Regions from separate parts of the Homo sapiens genome. Here region 1 is linked to region 2. The links are chromatin loops, found by intact Hi-C in ENCODE. Cell type or tissue: dorsolateral prefrontal cortex. All regions are shown on one strand. Each heading gives the region's core, and the rest is flanking DNA. Links, peaks and the distances in the headings are about the cores only. Region 1 has its middle 44 kb from the start of LINC01940. Region 2 overlaps HDAC4 (histone deacetylase 4).

Region 1 (5,365 bases), core at 86-5,085, 140 kb before region 2:
CCTGGTGGCAGAGGTTACTGTCAGAGATTGACAGGGCCTGGAAACCCTCATGCCTCCTCCTCCTGGGTTGGAAATCCTGGAGCAGACTTTCAAGGCAACTTTCAAGGCCAAATACAGACGCCAAGGTCAAATGCAAACAAGCACAAGCGCCGCTGAGCGTTAGGGCTTGCAGGACGTCAGGGAAGGAGCCCAGACTCTGGTTTTGGGGCTGGGAGAGATTTCCAAGCCCTCTTCTTTCACATTGGACAAAGGACGTTGTCACTCTGAGCTGTGGCCATCTCCCTGCCTCGAGGATAAAGTGGGTGAAGCCTGAGGGCTGCTCAAGGGTTTTAATGACCTACATGAAATGGTGGCTTGATGGGGCCCATTGCGCTAAAGAGATTCTTATAAAATAGACACGGGGGCAGCTAGAAGCTTCGGGCTCCTCCGTGTCCAGTGGCCTTGGGCAGCCTCCCAGCTCCATGAAGCCTCAGTCTTTGCATCTGTGTAAAGGGGACACTCACTTCTGTCCCGCTTCATCCATAGAGTGATAGACACGTAAGCTAATGTGTGAGAGAACGCCCTGACAATGGGGAAGTTCCTACAAGTATGAAGCTTTGCTTGCAGATCTCAGAGAAAAGAACAACGGGTGGTTGTGGAGTCCTAAATTCCCTATTGCCATGTGTTTGCTCACTTAGAGGACAGTGAGGATGGCTTTGATTCCCCAACGTGAACCACAGTCATCGTTTCTTTACCCAGTGTGGTCAGCCCTGAGACTTGGGCTGAGGCTCCAATGCCATCCTGGGGGCTGGGCCTGCTGGAGCTCCTGGAACCCCGGAGGGAGTAGCCCTGTGCCCTGGGGGCCCCTCTGTCTCTGCAGTCTGACATCGTACAACCCCCAGCTCTCAGCCATGCTGACATTTGACCCTCAGTTCCTTCTCAAAATATCCCTGACAGTTCCCTGGATGAAAATGCAGTGGCATTCAATGAAAATTTATGTGACGGGCCCCAGAGGAAAGAGTCAGGGCCCTGATGGGTTTGTTTAAGCCCCACCCACCACCTCTGCTGACCCCAGCCCTAATGACAGGGTGAGCTCCCAGCTCCATCAGGAGTCGCAGTGGGAGGCTCAGCATGAGGCTCCGGTTACCAGCCGCCCGCAGCCTGCCAGGAGGAGCAAGCAGGGGTGGACACCAGTCCCCAGACCTCAGGCCCTCGGGGTCCGCTAGGGAGCTGCCTCCTGCACCCCTCCCTGCACCGCTGCACCATTCTGACGCTGGCTGCGGTCTGGCTTTTCCTTCCCAGACCTTCCCCTGATCAAAGCGAGTCCTTCTCAGGTGCCCGACCTGCCCAGGTGGCCCTGCACCCGAGGCCCAAGATCTGCCCAGTGGAAGGAGAAGAGAAAGGAGCTTCCTTGCCTGGGGTGTTGAGGACCCTGATGGGGGAGCCCCTCATCTTATCACCCATTATTTTGCAGGACTGAAAAGCTGCCTCCCAGCAATCCCATGCAGATGTGATCACCTAAGCAACATGGTGACCTGCAGAAGAAGAGAAAGAGAGGGAGAGAGGAAAGGAGCGTGATGTGCAATATCGGGATCTGTCCTCCGCATCTGTGACCTGCCCAGACGGCCCAATGGGACACTTGACCTTGCCTCATGGTGCTGTGGTCCAATGTATGACTCCAGCGCAAGATGAGCCTGAGGAAGGGTGGCACTTAGCTGGGTAGGATTTGTGCCTACGTGTGCCACATTTCTTGGATAAAAATTAAAATGGTTAATAACCTCCTAGAATAATGTGGAAAATCGGAAAGGATTCTGCAGGACGCAAGCGGCCAGAGGAGGCACACACAGCATCAAGCCCCAGATGGGGGCCCTACCTCGCTCCTCTTCCTCCCTCTTTCTCTTCCCTTTGGTTTTGTGGACTCCATGGGGCTTCTCCACCCCTTCCTCTGCCTTCATGCCATGTGAGAGGAGGGAGAAGGCTCATCCCCCCAGCATCGTTCAACAGTACCCAGCCCCAGTCACGCCAGGACCCAGAATTGATCAGATGCCAACAGAAGGCACTGAGGGTGCCTCAGGTAGAGGGCTTCTGGCATCTGGAGCGTGGCATGGGGAGAGTAGGAATTTGTGGGTGTCAGGTGGGAGGTTGTGGGTTCCCCCAAAGGGCTGGCTGGGAGGAGGTGGTAGAGCAGGTTTCAGACCTTGTGGGTGGACACCTAGGCAGGATTTTCCTGCCCCTGCAACCCAAGGGCTTTCAGGCTGAGGTTCAGATGGGCTCTTTCCCCAAGAGCACTGTGCTGGGTTGGGTCCCCGAGTCTCTGCATCAGTTCCTCACAGAGTTTCCAGTTCTCTGGAATCTCTGGAACCCCGGCCCCTGGAGTTCCCAGTTCTCTGGAATCTCTGCAACCCCGGCCCCTGGAGTTCCCAGTTCCCTGGAATTCCTGCCCCTACATCTCCGCTTAGCCAGTCCTTAGCCATCCTTCAAGGCTGGACACACAACCCTCACATGTACCAGGCAGACCCCAGCCCCATGCATGCCCACTGTAGACCATCGGTGGAGGCTCTCCCTCCTCCTCTCTCTCAATCACCTGCCTGAGGAGGCCGAAGGCCAGGTGTGACCAGCCAGGCTGACCTAAGGCCCCTGTGACTGTGCTGGGCTCTCCTCTGCCACCTAGTGGCCAACCCCTGAAACTGCTGCAGGCTTTGCCTCTGACTCAGGGGCTGACCACGTGGCCCCTTCCAGGTCACTGGATGCTCTTGGGGGCTCTTCTCCTCACCCTCCACATGGGCAGCATTGCTGACCTCAGTAGCTGCCCACAGAGGCTGTGCTGCTCTTCTGCGGCCGGGGTTGAGCCCTGGGTTCAGATGGGGGATGAGGGCTCTCTGTCCTTGACGTCAAGCTGTCTGATCTGTTTGCTCTTGCCACCCTCTGCTTGGTCTCTGGGGTGCCACCTTCTACCCAGCCCTCACTGAGTGTGAGGGCAGCCCGCTGAACAAATTGGAGGCACGTTCCTGGGGCCGGGCTGGAGTCTTGGGTGCCTCAGCCTCACACACATCCCAGAGTCAGGCCCCCCACCCCCGCTAGTTATCCACAAGGGCCCACAGGACACTTGTGCCTCTTGGAACCCCATCCTCCCAGGAATACCCCAGAAAGGCAGAGAGTGACCTTCATTTCATCTTTATTCAAAAATCTTAGTCTCAATCAGCAACCCAAGATGGCATCCCCCTCCGTTGTAGAAGGTCCTCCGAGTCCTCATGGGAACAGAATTCCTGATGCCTCCAAGTCCTTGAGGGCCTGTGGTCCTTGCTGCACAGCAACACACTTCTCACCTGACTAAGGACTGGGTTGGGGGCTCACTGCTCATTCCTGGAGGGGCCACAGAGCCTGGTGCAGCACTTGGTGTATGGGGGCAGATGGATGTGCAGCCAACCATGGCCAGCCATGCCCACTGCAGGGCTGCTTATGCCAGCCTCTGCCTCCCTTGTAGGACAGTGAACTCCAGCTCCAGCAGCCTCCCCCAGGACAGCTGCTGTCTCTGGCCACTTACCAGGGCTGGGCTCCATGGAGGTCATGGCAGATGCAGATCTTCCCACAGCTGGGAGGCTGCCAAGGCCAGAGGCAGGTGGAAAGAAGCCCATCACCTGGGCAGAGGCCCCCAGGGCAGATCCTGGTACTCACCCATAGCCCCCTGCCTCCTGTTACCACAGGCTAGACAGGGATGCTCAAAGCCCCCAGAATCTGCTTCCTCGCTGGAACCGAGCCTTGTGTGAGGCCGCTAGCGGACTCTTAATGTCCAGCAACCCCCATGTCTCTGAGCCCGGAGTCAAGTCAAGGAGCATGCAAGCCCCAGCCTGAGAAGCTTCTAGGCACCCTCAGGCCCCCATCAGACAGGGGGAGATGTCAGGGTCAGGAGGAGTCCAGAGGTTGCCCAGCAATGGCCACCTGAGCAGGGACTGAAGTCCCTGTGACTTGCATGACTAGACTGCCTGTCCAGAGAAGGTTCCCCTCACCCCAGCCTTGCCCCCAGATGCTATGACGCGCCGGGATTCTGCCCATCCCCACACCTCTGGTGTGTGCACCAGCTGCTGCAGAAGCAGACCAAAGGGGAGCAAACACGTGTTGTGCTGGTGTCACACAAGGCTCCCTGTGCCCTTCCACAGATGGACGGGGTGGGGATGTCAAGAACACACAGCCAGTCAGGCAGCCCCAGATCCTGTGCCCGTGCCTCACTGCTCAACTCTGTGGCCCCCACAGTGAGGGTGTGAGGCATGCCACCTACATGGGGCCTCATGCAATGTGTCTCTGTAGGGATGTCCCAATGCACCAGCTGCAGAATGATGAGCACTGGAAGACTGCCCCTCCCAGGCCCCCTCCCTGAGACCCGGATCTGCCTGCTCTCACCAGGAAGACGTCCTTTCCGTGTTCGATGGGTTGGACTGAGGAGGGGTGGTCAGGACATATCCCTCGGCTGTACACACCTGAAAACACACCCCTTCCAGCATCCAGCTCTGCAAAAGTGAACCTTAGGACTTCCTCCACCCCACTAACAGCACTTTGGAGAGAACTATGTCCACCACTTGGCAGGTTTCAACTATTTGAGAGTAGCATCTCGATCCACTTCTTCCAGAAACTGTCTGTCTGGGTATCCTGAGCAGCACAGCCTACTGAGCTTCATCAAACTTCACATTTCTTAGATTAATTAATTTTAGAAAAATAGAGAACTTAAGCTCCGATACACCTAGGACACCCTGCTTTGAATATGTATGAGCATATAACAGATTAGCATACAGAGGCTCTGACAAGGCCTGCAGCAAATGTATCTGACTTTATTTCATCTAGTTGTTGCCAACCATTTTCATGTATTGCCTGTTAGCATCCTACCAAATAGAGACTCATGGGGCTGAAGTGACCAGCTCATCCCAGGAATTTCATGGGACTTTCCTGGTTTTAGCAGTGGAAGTTCCACACCCCTGGAAACCCCTCAGTCCCAGGCAAACCAGGACAGTTGGTCATCCTACAAAAAACCCACTTTGGGAAAGCTGCTCTGATGAATTATTTCCAAAGCACATTCCACTTAATTTTCCCTTCCCTTCTTCAGATGCTTAAGAGAAAGAAAATATTTTTTTTAAAAAAAAAAAAAAAAGCAGGATAAGAGCCGCAGGATGATGGAGTGAAGCTAAAAGCCCCAGGTCCAGGGGGAGGGAGTGGCAGGGAGGAGCAGTGGAAGGGGTGGCCCAGTCATTATCATCAGGAAGGTGGTACCCCCCCGGGGGGGAGATGGGGCATCCATCAAGAGCCTTTGTGACCCTGTCCAGACACTGAAAGATTCCTGGATCCCAAAAATGCCAAGATAATTCATGAGGCTTATATTTCATTCGAGACTTCACAA
Region 2 (5,365 bases), core at 197-5,196:
CAAGAACTCAGTCCCCGCCCACAGGGGAGAGACCTCCAGAGGGCAGGTGCGCTGGGCAGGGACGGATGCTCTGCGGGTTCTCTTCTCATGAACAACAATTCCACAAAACCGGGCTTCCTCTATGAAGGTCTCTTGTTTAACAAAGAAAAGATGTGACACGGCTTCCGGTGGTAAAAAACGACTCTATGGTCCCATCCACATAACCTAGTGCTGCTTCTACTTTGGGGACATAAGTCACATGTCCCTGGAAAGCCAGGCAGGAGGGACGTACTCTCTGGGTAGGGGTCAGGGTGCAGTTGGGGCCCTGGGCGGCTGCGGGGGCTTCTAATTTATTTTATTTTATTTTTTTTGAAACGGAGTTTCGCTCGTTGCCCAGGCTGGAGTGCAATGGCGCAATCTTGGCTCACTGTAACCTCCATCTCCCGGGTTCAAGTGATTCTCCTGCCTCAGCCTCCTGAGTAGCTGGGATTATAGGTGCCCACCATCACACCTGGCTAATTTTTGTATTTTTATCAGACATGGAGTTTTGCCATGTTGTTCCAGGCTGGTCTTGAACTCCTGACCTCATGTGATCCACCCGCCACGGCCTCCCAAAGTGCTGGTATTACAGGAGTGAGCCACCGCACCTGGCCAGGGCTTCTCATTTCTAATGACTTCAGGAAGCCCACATGTGTGTACAGGCACAGGCAGCTGTGGCCAGGGCCAAGTTCCCTCTGGACAGACGGGCCTAGGCAGCCCACGCTTGGGAAGGTCCCCGTAGGGGACCACAGGCTGTGCCCTGCGGTGCCAAGAGGCAGGTCATGTAGTGTGGACTTTGGGTGAAAGAACGGCAGGGTAGCCATGTGTGTCCTCCCCACTCAAAAGCGACCCACTGGATAAGAGACTGAATTGCAGAAAGAGAGATCTGACGTTAGACCACAAATGAAATTCACAAATTAAAGTTGATGTTAGAATAAGGCAAAGAAGAAAAGTAGAAAAACCCTCTCCTTACAAACACATGAAATGGACACAGAAAAGACACAGGATCAAAGCCCCAAAAGCTCTGCGACACCGCGACGGCTGGGGCTGCAGGTGCGCGACACCGCAAGGGCTCGGGCTGTGCGTGCGGGACACCGCGATGGCTCAGGCTGTAGCGTGCAATATTGTGACGGCTCAGACTGAGCACCTGAGAGGCTTTTCCAGAGCCACTCTGGGAGCGGTGGTGATGGTGGCCCCTTCCTGCTTTCTTGGGAGGCTGACCTCGTTATTTCTGTCTCCCTTTAATTCCTAGGATAAGACAGAAGGAGTCTTTGCTCCTTACAGCAAACACAGGCTTGGGGCAGGGTGCAAATCCCAGTGGTGGCCCTGGTCTCTGTGGCATCTGACTTCCAGCCCACCCACTTCTCCTCTCCTTCCTGGACACCGTGCCTGGAGGCAGGACAAACCAAGCTGGGCAAGCAAATTGGCCAGGAGCTGTTCTGGCTCCCGGGAAGCCTCTGCAGGAGGGCGGGGCCCGCACACACACATGGCTATACTCAGAGGACCCCCGACTGCTCAGAACGTGTGAGGCAGCTTCCCAAGGCCTGCTCTGGAGTGAGGCAGGGAGCGAGACAGCTGCACTGGGAGCCACGTCTTGCTGGGCCGGCCTGCCAGTATCGACAGGGTCCCAAGCTTGCAGAAAGTATCTCCCAGCCCACTCTCATCCTTCCTCACCACGCGAAGCCAACTCAGCAGTGTGAGGGGAGGGCCTCACCCCCCAGGCCTCCAGGCAGTCGTCTACCCAGAGAAGGGGTGCTGACTCTGAGGCCCTGCCCTCGGGCCTGGGCTTCGGTCTTGCTGTGGCCTCCAAGTGGTCCGCGGACTGGGGAAGTCACAGCCCCATCCACCCCATCTTCTCCTATCGGGTACCCACTCTAACCATGCCCCGTACCCATGGCCCCTCTGCTCGGCCATCTCAGGAGGCCAGTGACCCCTGGCAGGCTGGCACTGGAAGTCTGGTGGGTGACGTCACGTCCCCCTGGGCTGAGTTAGCACACTGCTCGCTCTGAACCTGGAGGGGCACCCGCACTGGAGAGCTGCCCCACGTGTGGGAGCAAGGCACTGCTGTCCAGGGAGTATGGCCTCCACCGCCTCTGTGGCTGTCTCCCAGCCACCTGTCTTTCTCCAGCTCTCCTCTCCCTGAGATCCTGCCAGGCTCAGGTCTTGTCCCACAGCCCCAACACCTGGGGACCCTCTGCCAGCCCCTGGCCCAGTCGTGGCTGGCACCTTCACCCATGGTGCTGAGGACAGGCAGAGGAGCCGAGGGCGGGCGGAGGAGCTGAGGGCGGGCGGAGGAGCGGGCTGTTTCTTCCAGGGTCTTTGCTTTCTCACTCCTCCCTCCCTTGCTTGCATTTGCTTTGCTTTTCTGGCTGAGAGACCCTCTCCCAATCCCCTGGCCTCAGCGGAACCTCCTGGGGGTGGGGGCACATGTAGGGGAGGGACAAGGAAGCAGGTTATGGAGCTCTGGAAGCCTCAGGAGGCCTTGGGCAGTCCCCAGAAGGGGCAGCAGGACAGCTGTCTGGTCCTGTGGAGGGAAGGGACGTGGGGAAGGAGTTTCCTGCAGCCAGTGTCTGCTGGGCAATGCTGCCCTCCAGTGGCACAGCCGTCCTGACCAGATCCCTGAAGCAGGTGCCAAGAGCCTCTACAGTGGCTCCTCCCCGCCTTCCTCCTCCCTCCTCCCAGAGGGCACTGCAGGAGAGGGTCCTGGGCCTGACTTTTAGAGAATTCCCCCCTGAAAATTATGTATCACCAATAAAACTGGTAAAGGAAACGGGGGGTAAGATGAGGCACAGATTAAAAGTTCACAAATATCCCAGCTTCTAAAGGAGGGCAGGCGAACCTGCAGGGCGGGACCCTGCAGAAACTAAGCCAGGAGACCAGAGGCCCTCCGTGCCACGCCAGCTCCACGTGCTCACTCATCTCTGCCACAGCCACTTGGGCCCTGGGCTGTCGGGTGTCCAGGACTGTTGGAGGGGTGGGTGTGGATGTTCCTGTCCACCCTGTGCGCTATCTGTAGGATGGTGGGATTCCTGGTGTGGGGAGTGGACATAGCAGGTCTCTACTGGTGGGCCCTGGCATGGGTGGGGCCTTGTGCGACCCTGCACAGTGTTGCCAGCCCCTCTCTACAGACAAAGAAATGGAAATTTGTCCAAGGTCACCAGCTCCCAGACGGGAGTCTCTTCTCTTCCTGCCCTCGCTATCAGCAGGGCCTGGCCACACCCTCCTCCCTGTCAAGAGCTCAAGATCCCCTGTGACAGCTGCCTCCAGGGTGAAGAGCACCAGCTGGGACAGCCTCACCAAAGTGCGGCCCCCGTCCTGCCCTCAGGTGTTAATCGGCTGATCCTTCTTGCCTCCTTGGGCCTGGGAGTCCACTGCAGCCAGATTCGGGGCAGGGCTCTGGTTCCTATCAGGAGGCGGGGCCGGGCCCTCCTTGTATGAGAACAAGTGAGGCCGCTGCCATCGCCTGGCGGCCAGGGAAACTGAGGCACAGCCAGAGCTGCAGCATCCCCGAAGCCTCCTCGTGTGACTCAGCCACATAAGGGAGCTGAATTCAAACCAGGCCAGGGCCCTGCCTGCAGCTCCATTCCCTTCACGACCCACTGCCTCGCCAGCACCTTAACTCTGAGGAGGGCCCCAAGGGCCTGAGGTCTCCCTGTGTTCTCGAAGAAGCTTTTCAAAATCTTAAAAAAAGAGAAAATTATTTTAACAAAAAGCCAACAGGCCTGATCTGAGATATAATCGGATCTCCCCGTGGCTCCTTCCTGGCAGCCCTGGGGGAGCATGGTGGGAACTGGTTTCCTTGGGGAAGTGACCCGGAGGCAGAAAGCAACAGCCCTGGACCTTGAGAAGAGCCTGCTAGGTGGGAGGTGGGAGCGAAACATCAGGAAAGGTCACAGACAGAGGCAGCAGCTTCCTGCAGGGAGGGTACGGGACTCCAGGGAGACAGCCCCGGGCTTCTCAGCAGATAGCTGCCCGCCCAAATGCAGACAGTGAAGATGCTTGTGGCCCTTCCCCCGGGGCTGTAAGCCCAAAGAACCACCTGCAAAACCAACACCCTGAATCACGCGGGCCCACGAGGGTCCCCTCTAATGGTGCCCAAAGCCGCAGCTGCCCACCTGCCCCGGTCGGCGTTACCTCGCATTTGCCCCGGAGGCCCGTCTCCTGCAGGCGGGACCAGATGCTCTGGATCCTCCCGGCGTGCTCGGGGTGGCTGCTGCTACTCCCGCAGGTGCACTGGTGCTTCAGCATCAGCGTGTCATACACGAGGCCTGGGGCGGGGCAGAGGGGCCAAGATCAGCGCACATCCAGGGGCGAGCCGACCACCCACTGGCAGGCTGCCCCCGGGTGGTGGCGGAACCACCACTTCCCTAGAAGGAGACGGAAGCTGGGACGGTTCTTTAGAAAAATACCACGTTTGCCAAGACTCCTTGACTGGCCAGGCCCAGAGAACGTGGACGAATGCAGAGGCCAGGCGGGTGGGAGGGCCTGCCTGTCACTCATGCTCACAGTAACGCCCCAGGACCCAGGCAGGGACGTGCGCAGCTGCCCTGCTGCAGCAGGCTGAGGAGAAAACAGTGATGAGGAGGTCTGCCCTGGGTGGCTGGACCTTGCAGGGGTGAGCTCTATGTGGGACTTGTGCTGGGGAGGACGGTGCTGACTTCTAGAAGGAGGCGACTCTAGCCCCCTACCCTCAAAGTCTGCCTGGTCCTGGACCAATAGTAACTCCAGTTCTGCTGGACGGAGAACTGTCCAAGGTACTTGAGATTCCAAAGAAACACCAGATTCGAGCTCTGCCTTTAGAAACTTCCAGAGGGACTGGAACACATATGCTAGAAAACACACGCAAAACCCATGTACACAGGTCTACTTAACCTCTGACTGTGAAAAGAGGCCAGCCATGTGCTCACCACAGCACTGAGCTCAGCATGGACGGGCCCCCAGGGTGCGGCAGCCACAGAAGAGGCTCCTGGTGGGGGCCCCAGAACCAACTGGGCCGGCAGCCTGGGGCTCTGCAGCAGGAAAGGCAATGTGCCTGAACCCGTGTTGGATGCCACCCTGTCTCAGTCAGCATACGTGGGACCGCTGTGAAGGGGAGAGTATCTGACCTGTCTGCAGAGGCTAGAGATGCGAGGGAAGGCCAGGTGGCCCTCCGGGGCACAGCTCTGCCCCGGCCCCTTCTCACCAGGCCTTGGCCCCTGGTGACACCTGGCAGGAGGGCTGCCCCGAGGCCCTGCCGGGACATGTCTGTGCTGCACACACCTGGTCTTCCAGGACTTAACAAAGGGAAGGCCAGGCTGGGTGAACAGACGCCTTCCGCAGGCAGGTCACTGGCCAGGGGCACCTGTGC

What was found. A loop is a pair of places that touch in the nucleus more often than their neighbours do. Peaks named below come from ENCODE experiments on the same cell type or tissue, not always from the same donor. Only the 100,000 strongest peaks of a DNase experiment are listed, where the experiment ranks them.
Region 1: a loop joins it to region 2, with 2.2 times the contacts of the local background. A loop is called at or near these places in 3 of 110 quality-filtered maps.

Annotation. Positions count from the first base shown.
Region 1 is chr2:238,968,018-238,973,382 of GRCh38, forward strand. No RefSeq gene overlaps it. Among named protein-coding and RNA genes, the nearest start is that of LINC01940, 44 kb to the left of the region's middle. In dorsolateral prefrontal cortex, for the core only: CTCF peaks have their summits at 2,662 (motif pointing left) and 2,864; a DNase peak (open chromatin) is centred at 2,654.
Region 2 is chr2:239,103,898-239,109,262 of GRCh38, forward strand. It overlaps HDAC4 (histone deacetylase 4), which reads right to left. Exons shown (of 27, transcript NM_001378414.1): 15 at 4,153-4,286. Among named protein-coding and RNA genes, the nearest start is that of MIR4441, 21 kb to the left of the region's middle. In dorsolateral prefrontal cortex, for the core only: a CTCF peak has its summit at 2,620 (motif pointing left); a DNase peak (open chromatin) is centred at 2,604; H3K27ac peaks cover 3,315 bases.